Regions from separate parts of the Homo sapiens genome. Here regions 1 and 3 are each linked to region 2. A link is a contact called in ENCODE Hi-C or POLR2A ChIA-PET data. All regions are on one chromosome and are shown on one strand. Each heading gives the region's core, a stretch centred on a gene start or an enhancer-like site at or near the end of the contact. The rest is flanking DNA. Distances are from core to core; before and after follow the strand shown.

Region 1 (3,633 bases), core at 929-3,428, 110 kb after region 2:
GTGCCGTCTAACCTAATAGTAGTATTTGAGCATGCTCTGAAAAAGCCATTTGAAAATGAGCAGTCTACTGCCTCCTGATTCCTGCTGCTGTTCTATATAAAATGCCTTCCTCCTGGTTCCCCAGTAGCCAAGCCTATTCATCCTGAAGGCAGGATTCAAATTTCACCTCCTCTGAGAAACCTTTATCATAGACAGATTTATCTCCTCCCTGCTTAAGGTTCTAGGAGACATTTTTTTCTCATGTCCCTGCTGGTGATAAACATTTTGTCCTTCAGTAGATATTTCTACCCCTGGAATGCTGAAGAGTTGAGGACAGGCCACGCAGCCAGCCACACTTCTGATTCTCAGCACTTACATATACATACTTGGAACAAAATCTTTCAGTTGGCACTTAATTAATCTTTGGCTGGAAGGTGAATTTTACCATAAAAGTCTAGTCAACAATGATTCTTCTTGGGAGACTCAGGGGTAATTCATCAACCTAACCCCCAATTATATTATTAGTTTTATTAGATAAGTATATGTTGCCTTATGTATCTATGAAAACATGGCAACTTGAGGAGTGGTTCTACTTGCCTTTATGCTTCTGGGGCTGTGGTAAGAACAAAAAAGGGAACTATAATAAATGTATTTTCTCCACCCTTCTCCTTCTGCAGTTCTCTGCCAAAACACCTGCAAGCATACTGCTTACAGACAAAACCACAGCATCTGGGCTACCCAAAAAGCAAGCATAGTGGCTTATGGAAATGTATTCGTTCATCACTGGCCAGGGAGAATACACCCACCCATTTCAAGCATAGTCATACATGACTGTCAAAACTGTGAGGAATATGAGCTCCTTATTTTTGGTCTCACTATATATGTACAAAGTGAATTTTGCCTGTTACAGAAATAGAGGGGCTAAGAGAGCTCATAAGATGTTTGCAATATATGTAAATAAGTGTCTTTTCTATTATAAACTAACTAAATGCACATTTGAATTTTAAAAATATTTGACTATCAACATTGACTTCTTCAAAAGTCTTAATTTAAATAAGTTCAAATCATTGTTACAATGTAGTTTTTCAACTATTTTGGTAAATAACTTATTTTATTCACATCCTTTGACAGACATGGGGCATTCATATGAGTTTCTTTCTGCTTCACATCAGTTTTGTGTATGTGTTTGAAACAATAAAAACTCCAGTCAATTCAGTTGCTATTTGTGAGTGGTGATGGAAAAGATCCATTCTTTGCTGGAAAAGCAATATATTTGTAGCAAATAGCTACCAACTTTAGTAGAGAAAATTATTTGCACACTGAACAGGGAAACTGCCAAAGCGAAGAACAGAGCATCTGCTATGGACAAGGGTGTAATTATCTTGCTCATCCAAACACCGTTGGGCATAAAAGTTTCACTCTCTCTCTCTCTGGCAAGACACTCTGCTCAGATTTTTAACACAACATTATTAGCAAATAATAACTAGTTTGGAAGTCCTGTCAATAAAAACAGTATGTCTTTTGGACCATTTCCTGAAAAATGGAAAACAGGCGCTAATCTGATAAAATCATGAATCATTTTAGTGCCAAAATGATCAAAAGCATCATTTCTGTCCTGTCTTAAACATGTCAGATGTCTTTATACATTGTTTGCTATAGAATGAGGATTTGTCAAAAGAGGAAATATCTATCTTTCTGGTTCCAGATTACAAGTTATTGTATGCTTCTAAAAACGATTTTCTGATTTGTAATGTTTTCTTTACCCAGGAGGTGAGATTACCATTACTTTTATGCCACCTTACCTTCGTTGAGAATGAAATATGAGTAGATCTTTCTGCTAGGCCAGATTAACAAAATGAAAGAAGCCTGTTTATGATGAATGGATATCAGATATCAAAGGATAGCTGCTTTTCTGATTATGTTGTTGCCACTTCTAACTTTTCTCTGGGGATTTCAATCTGAGATGGGCAAGAGACTTGAGTCTACTCAAAAAACCACCAGAAAAAAGTGGTTGAATTTCCTTTTCCAATTGCTTACATGTAGTTGTGTTGCTTTTTTTTTTTTTTTAAGAAGAAAGGGATAGGAATCATGAAGTCATTTCCAGCAAATGTCCTTAATAGGCAAGCTTGCCAAAATATCACCGTGCCCCTGTCTTTCCCAAAACCTTCCAACAGCTATCAGCAACAGCTGACAAGCACTAGCTAATTTGAAATTGTATGTTCTCTCCTGTCAACACCAGACCACACACACAGCTTTGAAAAACACCCAGTGAATACCATAATTTTTAAACAGAGGGCTCATCATGTTCCATTTTCTTGTGCTTAAAAAGTAATATGTACTTTCTATTCAGAATTTAAAAACCTTCACCACCCTTTGAAGTTTTAGATTTAAAATTTTATTCTTTGGCATCTGAAGGAAGAGGACATCAAATATTAGAGGCAATAAAGCAAGTAGAAGTGACAACTTCCCCTAAGGTTGGTGGTACCAGACACTGGCGCAAATTCATCCATCTGCATGTCTCAAGGACATATTCCCACATGAGGATCTAGGAGGGAAAGTGTCACGGAACGAACAGATGGGCTTCCTTGCCTAGACTAGCCTAATGGAGCTTTTAGGCAATTTGCATACTAGCTGTCAGTGACACAGGTGTGTGTCAAGACTTGAGAGAAGCTAAAAGAAACCTTATATAGGGTATACTTTCATGCTGATTCATGCTTGCCTTCATTGTGAATGCTAATAGGTGATATTTGTTAGAAGGCCAGCAGTTCAGTGGTGGCACTTTGTTTTTTCCTTCTAAGTTACAGGCTGCAGGCAGTTCAGTGTGGGTTCAAGTCAGAATAATTTACATTCCAATAGAAGGCTAATACTGAAGTCTTGCTCTTTTTATTAGTGAAACATATCCAAAATAGTATTTCCATGCCTTCACTTTTTATTAAATATGTTGGATCTTTTCTGGTCTTATGGTCAAACATTTGAATGTTGAAATGTTGAGAGCTGCCTGACTCTAGTACAATCTCATTACCTGAAAGAAAGAAACGGTGGCTGCCAAAACCAATGTGAACATTCCCAGGGCTCATCAAATTCTAGAAAGTTTCAACTTTTCTGCAATCCAATAACAGACCCATAACAGTGCACAGTATACTGAAGTAATGAAAAAAAAATCAATTAATTTAAGTAGCATTACATTATGTGTTACATACTGCAACTTGCTCCTTGACCTTGACCACATAAATTATCTGCCATTTTGATAGGCAGGCACATTGATGCTTCAAGTGAACCACATCTTCCATAATTCATACCCCAGTCCAGTATACTCTCACATTAGCTCTGAGTTTAGCCATAGATTTGCTGCAACCAAAAGATAGTCACGAGTATGATAAAGCAGTGGTTAGATAAGCACTCCCACACATTGGAGCTTATTATCCTGGGATGCTCCCAAGAGAATAACTAAGTAGTTTAGAACCCAACTACTCAGCCTTTTGGAACCCATCCACTATGCTGTAAGGAAATAATCCCAACAACATAATTTCCTGATGTCGATTTACTCAGACAAGCTTTGGGGACAATAATTTGTACTTACTGCAATGAAGACTGTGTTGTGTTAGGGCTGAAACATATGTCATTTCAGGCCCAGAATATCCTTCTAGAGAGGGA
Region 2 (3,553 bases), core at 323-2,822:
TGACAAGTTGGTAACTAGAGTCCATTAATAAAATAGGAATGGTCACGTTGAAAAGTTTGGAAGCCAGGCAAAGCAGAGAATGGCTGAAAATAAATGCTTAGCATGAAAAGAGATAAAGGGAGGGGTGAGGGAAGAGTAAGCAACAGGCAATGAAAGAGACATGAGAGAGAAAGAGAAAGAGAGGGAGGAATTGGAGGTGAGGAGTTGGGAAACGTTATCTATCTTTAAATATTAGATGGGTCATATTAGACTTATTCCATTTGCTCTAAAGAGATGAAATAAAGACTAAGTGTAGAAATTATAAGTAGGCAGAGTTTAGCTGTCCAGCAAATTTTACACCAGTGGCATCTCTATTATTGGGAGTATTAAAAAGAGGCTCTAAAATCCCTCTCAGAATTGCTTAGAAGACCAGATGTGGGCCAGATCACTGCTTCTCAAACTTTTTTTTTTTTTTTTTTTTTTTTTTTTTTTTTTTTTTTTTTTTTTTGAGATGGAGTCTCGCTCTGTCGTCCAGGCTGGAGTGCAGTGGCGCGATCTCGGCTCACTGAAAGCTCTGCCTCCCGGGTTCACGCCATTCTCCTGCCTCAGCCTCCTGAGTAGCTGGGACTACAGGCACCCACCACCACGCCCGGCTAATTTTTTGTATTTTTTAGTAGAGACGGGGTTTCACCGTGTTAGCCAGGATGTTCTCGATCTCCTGACCTCGTGATCCACCTGCCTCGGCCTCCCAAAGTGCTGGGATTACAGGCGTGAGCCACCGCGCCCGACCCCTGCTTCTCAAACTTTACCTTGCTCGTGAAACAAGAAGGGATCTTATTAAAATTCAGATCTACATCAGCACTTATGGGCTGGAGCCTAAGATTGAGCATTTTCAACAAGCTCCCAGATGATGCCCAGGCTGTCCCTCTATAGACCACATTTTGAGCGGTTAGAGACTCCCTTAAGGTGCCTTCTCACTGGAAATATTAAAGTATTTCCTCAGGTAGGTAGTAGAACAAAAGAAGTGAAGGAAATCACAAGAGTCAGCGACACTACATGCTTAAATTTCATTGATAAAATGGCTAAACCATCCTGTCTTTTTAGAGGCAGAAAATCGCTGGAAAACAACACTTCAGAGATAATAGCATAAGCACTGAGATAATGATACTAAAATGCCCTCAAAGAAAATTGGCAGCAGTTCCAGATTCATACCCAGTGTAGACAACTGTGAGGAGCTTGAAACTGAATGTAACCCCTAATACTGAAATTGAACCCTGCTAGCTAATAGCATGTTCACACAAGCCTGTGTTTAGGGAACAAAGATTGAAGATTGAAGAACTCAATGAGACAAGGATCTGAATATATTGTACTATTGAGCCATAGTGGGAGTGGAATTACAAACCAATACACTGAGCTTTTCTGTGTTCCTATTGACCTTTGGACTCAAGGAAACCCAAAAAGGAAAGAGAACTGGCATCTGAGTTGCATACCATGCTACTTTTAATAAGCTGCAAGATTTGCTGCCCTTGAAAACACTGCTCCCTATTCTGTGCAAACAGCTTGATGGAGGGCCAGCTGAAGGGATGTCACTCGGTCAACAGGAAGTGAGTGTGGACAAAAGGTCCAAGTTTAGGAATGCCTCTCTGGATTTTATTTTGATACAGAGCCTAGTCAAACTTGGTTCTTGTGGCCAGAGCCAGAATAAAAAAATGTGCTCACAGGCTAACCATGGCCTTTTTATTTTTATTTTTTCATTTTTAAAGGCATAGTCCCTAATAACACAATCATATGCAGAACCCAACTAGAAGAAAGCTGGAATACAAGAGAGGGGCATGAATTTCTTAAATGTTCTTTCCCAGTTACATTTAAAATGTTTGTTAATGTTTTTCCTCACTAAAGGAAAAAAAGGTAAATGTATTTCAGATGCTTTACTTTGCTCTCTGTGGCCTGAAGAGGTCTTTTTTCTCTTTCTTTAGAGACAACGTCTTACTCCGCAGCCCAGACTAGAGTGCGGTCCCATGATCATAGCTCACCGCACCCTAGAACTCCTGGGCTCAAGCAATCCTGCCTTAGCCCCCTGAACAACTGGGACCACAGATGCATGCCACCACCATGCCAGCTAATTAAAAAAAATTTTTTTTAGAGACAATGTCTCACTATGTTCTCCTGGCTAGTCCAAAACTGCTAGGCTCAAGCAACCCACCCACCTCAGCCTCCCAAAGTGCTGGGATTACAGCATTAACCACCACACCCAGCCTCTCAAGAGGTCATTTTTTCAGAATGTAGGCTGGTCGTGATGGCTCATGCCTGTAATCCCAGCACTTTGTGAGGCCAAGGAGGGCAGATCACCTGAGCTCAGGAGTTCAAGACCAGCCTGGCCAACATTGCGAAACCCTGCCTCTACTAAAAAAAATAAATAAATAAAATGCAAAAGTTGGCTGGGCGCAGTGGTTCGCACCTGTAATCCCAGCTATTCAGGAGGCTGAGGCAGGAGAATAGCTTGAAACCGGGAGGCGGAGATTGTGGTAAACCGAGATCGCACCACTGCGCTCCAGCCTGGGAGACAGAGCAAAACTCCGTCTCCAAAAAAAAAAAAAAAAAAAAAAAAAAAAATGTAAAGGGAGTCACTCATATCTTCCAGGTTAAAGTGTTTTATGAAATCAGTGTACAGTGTGTACATAAAAAAGCATCATCAGTTCTCAGGCATCATAAGGAAAAGCTGCATTTCCCTCATCACAGCATGATTTCATGTTATGGGGTATTGAGTTTCACTGAAACCTCTGTAAGTTTTGTAGTTAGACAGATACCAGTTCAAATCCCCTTTCTGCGACTTACTGGTTGAGGTATATGAACCTGTTTCTTCATCTTGAAATTTGACATGGTAATAGTTGGAAAAAGAACTGGGTAACAAAAAAGGATACAAAGTAAGTGAATTGGAAAATTTTATCAGGAAGCTCATAGGGTTGTACTGGGCATTTAAAAGAGATTATGGGCTGGGCGCAGGGGCTCATACCCATAATCTCAGCACTTTTGGGAGGCTGAGCTAGAAGGATTGCTTGTGGCCAGGAGTTCAAGACCAGCCTGGGCAACATACGGGGACCTCATCTCTACAAAAAAAAATTTAAAATTAGCCTGGATTTGTGGCAAATTTCTGTAATCCCAGCTACTCAGGAGGCTGAGGTGGGAGGATTGCTTGAGCTGGACAGGTAGAGGCTGCAGTGAGCTATGATTATGTCACTGCACTCCAGCCCGGGCAACAAAGTGAGACCCTGTCTCAACTATTAAAAGGCAAAAAAGAAAAAAAGAGATCATCTATGTAAAACTTTCAAAGTCTAGTAAGCCATCAATAGCAGACTGACAACAGAAAGTAGCTGTTTAAAGACTGCTTGCCTCAATAATATTAAGGCTTCAAGAATCATAACTGGTTCTGTTCCTATCAATGAGAAGTATTTTTTGTTGCAGTATCACTTCCCTAGGTAACATTGGAGATGTCCAATGAAGATATCCAGGAAATAACCCTGGATATTTGACCCTGTGGATGCTGCTTTCCAGACTAAACATTCAGCTATGAAGG
Region 3 (3,296 bases), core at 584-3,083, 85 kb after region 2:
AACTAAGTCAATTGGTCCTCTCAATGATTTTTTTATTTTTATTTTTCTCTTCTCTGTTCCAAAGATAGATATGGAAAAATATCATCGGCTATCAGGAATTTAAGTATATTTTTAAATTGATCATGAGATATGTAAACATTCAGCAGAAAATTCTTCAAAGTAATAAAAACAATAATAAATGAGTGATCAATGAATCAGTGGGACAATAATTTCTAGGATGCCCCCAAAACACTAGGAGATGTAAATTATTTTTTAAGACTCACTGGACTTTTGTTCACTAAACTATAGTCGGCAAAAAAATGTAAGTATATATAGAAATTTAATCATATGAGTCAAAATAGGAAGAGTTTCTTGCTTAATCATCAATTAAATGCAAACATTATTAAAAAGTAGAATGTTGAATAAATGTTTGACTTTTGGAAATTATATAAAGCAGGAAAGTAAGATTCTTCCAAGGACATCCTTGAAAACACTTCTAGAGGCATATTCCAGGGCTTTATTATCCATGTGCCTAATCTAAAATGTCAGTTTGTTATCAGAAAATCAAATTCATCCCCAAATTTTCACAATAATATTCATTTTTAATACTTCTGGATAATTGAAAGCACAGTGGTAGGTCCCATGAAATTGCTAGAGCCTATGAAAGTCAGAGTAAGAGAGCTAAAACAGGGGATTAAATTATGTTTTCCGATTTGTGTGAGCATCATTAAGTCTAAAAGTTCTCAATCTTTGCTACATACTAGAATTATCTGAGCAGGCTTTAAAAAATCCCAAAATCCAGGTTGACCCATACTGGTTAAATCAGAACACTTGAGGTCCAAACCTATTTTCTGAAGGTCCCTAAGGGATTCTCACGAGTAGTCATGGAACTGAGAACCTATGATTTATGCCACCCTTATTCTCATTATATGAATGTTTCAGTGATTACGAATATCGGCTTTGAAGTCAGATCCAGATTTTGAATCCTGGTGGCTATGGTGGCTGCATAAATTTGAACAAGTTTCTTAACCCTTTTGAGTATCAGTTTAAAGAAAGTATTATTCCCACTTCATAGGGAAGTTTTGAACATTAAATAATTTAAAAACTTAGTAGAGTATGAGGCATGTAATATACAATAACTGTGTTAATGTAAATATATAAATATAACAACCTATTATTAATGACAATTATTTAGTACTAATCAAATACTATGTCTAGTTTACAGCAGATGCTTGGCAAACATAATTTTGCCCAAATCTGAATGAATATACGTAACCCATTGTCAAATCTCTGCTGAATCAAGGAATTCCAACATCGTGTTTTGGGTCTTTAAAGCACTCTCTCATTTAAAATACACAAAGGCAGGGTTTAAAGATTCCAGTATTCACTTCCTGCTCACACCTGCCACCACATAGATTTATGACATCTCAAAAGCAGCTGCGTAATTTGAGTCTGACTTGCAGAAGACAGCTACTAATAAATTTCCTAGGGTCTTATTAGAGGAAACTTTTAAATCTTCAATGACACAGTAAGAAAGAACTCTAAAAATTTCCAGTCACATTTTTCTTATTTACTTGTTTACCCTGGAGTGCATGATGACTTGTTTTCCTTTAGTTGTATCTGAACAGTCTGACAGATTATTGTGACAAGGTTACTTTTAAACTGATAAAAGGTTTGATTGTGTCGGTGCATTTGTCAAAACTGTCTGACACCATGTATAATGGACTCTGCGCTCGGAGCCTGGATGGCACTTGAGTCTGGCTCTTACTATTCAGCGTTCAGCACGCACTATAATGAGACATCCAACAGGGTTGTGTAAAAGTCCGGGAGATTAGCTTGGGCAGACCCTTCGGCTCTCCAGCGCAAACACTTCTATTTCGTTCCTCTGGCTTTTCATTGTGGGTGTTTCCCCTCTCTTTTTAAATGTTAAAGTGACATTCAGAGTTTCATTTTAAAGGGGGAAATGCTAGGGTGTCATGACTTGAGCAAAGAAAACATTTACGGAGAAAAGTGTGGGGGCAGGGCAGTTGACTTTCCTGCTCTTCTGGTAAGGACTGGAAATATGTATGTACCTACCCAAGAGTTTCCCTCTATTTTCCTGCATTCTGTTTCAAGTGGCCTTAGCAGCGGCATGTTTACTTTATAATAGAAAAACAATGCACTCTGTTCCTTCACAATATTTTAATTAACTCCATAGCAGTCAATCACAGGAAAGTGGGGGCAATTGGCTGGGGCTTCCTGAGAACATTGTATTAAATCAAATTTATAAGCCACAAAATGGTTAGATAAAATATGTTGTAGATGTGGAAAATATAAATACAATAATGATTTTTTTCCATTGTAAATGCTACCCATTATGATGCACGTTTGATTTTATTTTTTAGGAACAATTTAAATGTGTTTCCAGGGCATATTCAGAATCATAAAATAGAAGTTACCAATTTCTTGGAAGGACAAAATATAACTTATATGTAAAAAATCATTACACTACAAATATTTTATCTGGCTCAAAAAAGTTACAATGCTCTCTCTCTCTTTCTTAAACCAAATCTATCTTCTCCGACTTCCGTCTGGTCTTCCTGAGATAAGCATAAAGGATATATATGATCCAAGTGTTCTGTCAGTAGTCTTCAACTGATCATCCATCCATGAGTAAATCTGTATAATCAGTTGGATTCCTAGTTTTTATTACATTGCCTTTAGTGCTTTTAATATTACAGCCATTTAATTGTTTAACAGTATATTGATGACCCGTTCAAGACTGGGTAAGAAAAAGGGGGGAGGGATAGCATTAGGAGATATACCTAATGCTAAATGACGAGTTAATGGGTGCAGCACACCAGCATGGCACATGTATGCATGTGTAACTAACCTGCACATTGTGCACATGTACCCTAAAACTTAAAGTATAATAATAATAAAAATAAATAAATAAATAAAAAGAGATTAACTAAAAATCAACTCATTTGGGTTCTATTCTGTGCTACTTTGCTGTTTCTTTTGAAGTTCATTTGGTTAATTGTTCCCATGTCCCTGCTTTTTAACGGAAAAAAGAATGCATATGACAAAATCTTTCACCACACATAATTTTTCTACCACCACTAATATTACTTCTCACACCCTCTTCTCTGAACAAAAAGCATTCTTCTTTCAGCTTTTCAACTATTCCTACTCTAATTGTTCCTTGATCTCAGAGGATCACTTCTCCGTACTCTGCAGCTGGAGTTACCTATTTGAAACAAAAATATAGCTATGCGAACTTCCTGTTTATGACAATTCAATGATTTCCTCCATTGTTCTTAAGATAAATCAAGCTT

Evidence for each region. Hi-C counts contacts between places; a loop is a spot of excess contacts on that map. ChIA-PET counts read pairs that join two places held with the same protein, here RNA polymerase II (POLR2A). Pooled maps may share reads with other maps.
Region 1: a loop to region 2 is called in a map of Right ventricle myocardium superior, with 2.1 times the contacts of the local background. The contact joins two enhancer-like sites. A Hi-C loop is called at or near these places in 1 of 168 maps with a recorded cell type or tissue (Right ventricle myocardium superior) and 1 of 50 pooled maps.
Region 3: a loop to region 2 is called in a map of heart right ventricle, with 2.7 times the contacts of the local background. The contact joins two enhancer-like sites. A Hi-C loop is called at or near these places in 4 of 168 maps with a recorded cell type or tissue (aorta, endothelial cell of hepatic sinusoid, heart right ventricle and 1 more) and 3 of 50 pooled maps. POLR2A ChIA-PET finds 5 or more read pairs at or near these places in 3 of 52 experiments (AG04450, OCI-LY7 and activated naive CD4-positive, alpha-beta T cell).

Annotation. Positions count from the first base shown.
Region 1 is chr3:29,409,381-29,413,013 of GRCh38, reverse strand. The region is part of intron 1 of RBMS3 (RNA binding motif single stranded interacting protein 3); the gene reads right to left. Among named protein-coding and RNA genes, the nearest start is that of RBMS3, 130 kb to the right of the region's middle. Within about 2 kb of position 2,178, at least 2 of the 41 ENCODE cell types and tissues checked have a DNase peak (open chromatin) inside an H3K27ac peak, as active enhancers do.
Region 2 is chr3:29,523,455-29,527,007 of GRCh38, reverse strand. The region is part of intron 3 of RBMS3 (RNA binding motif single stranded interacting protein 3); the gene reads right to left. Among named protein-coding and RNA genes, the nearest start is that of RBMS3-AS2, 120 kb to the left of the region's middle. Within about 2 kb of position 1,572, at least 14 of the 41 ENCODE cell types and tissues checked have a DNase peak (open chromatin) inside an H3K27ac peak, as active enhancers do; they include heart right ventricle, where a contact is called at or near this core.
Region 3 is chr3:29,439,217-29,442,512 of GRCh38, reverse strand. All of the region lies in intron 2 of RBMS3 (RNA binding motif single stranded interacting protein 3), which reads right to left. Among named protein-coding and RNA genes, the nearest start is that of RBMS3, 160 kb to the right of the region's middle. Within about 2 kb of position 1,833, at least 7 of the 41 ENCODE cell types and tissues checked have a DNase peak (open chromatin) inside an H3K27ac peak, as active enhancers do; they include heart right ventricle, where a contact is called at or near this core.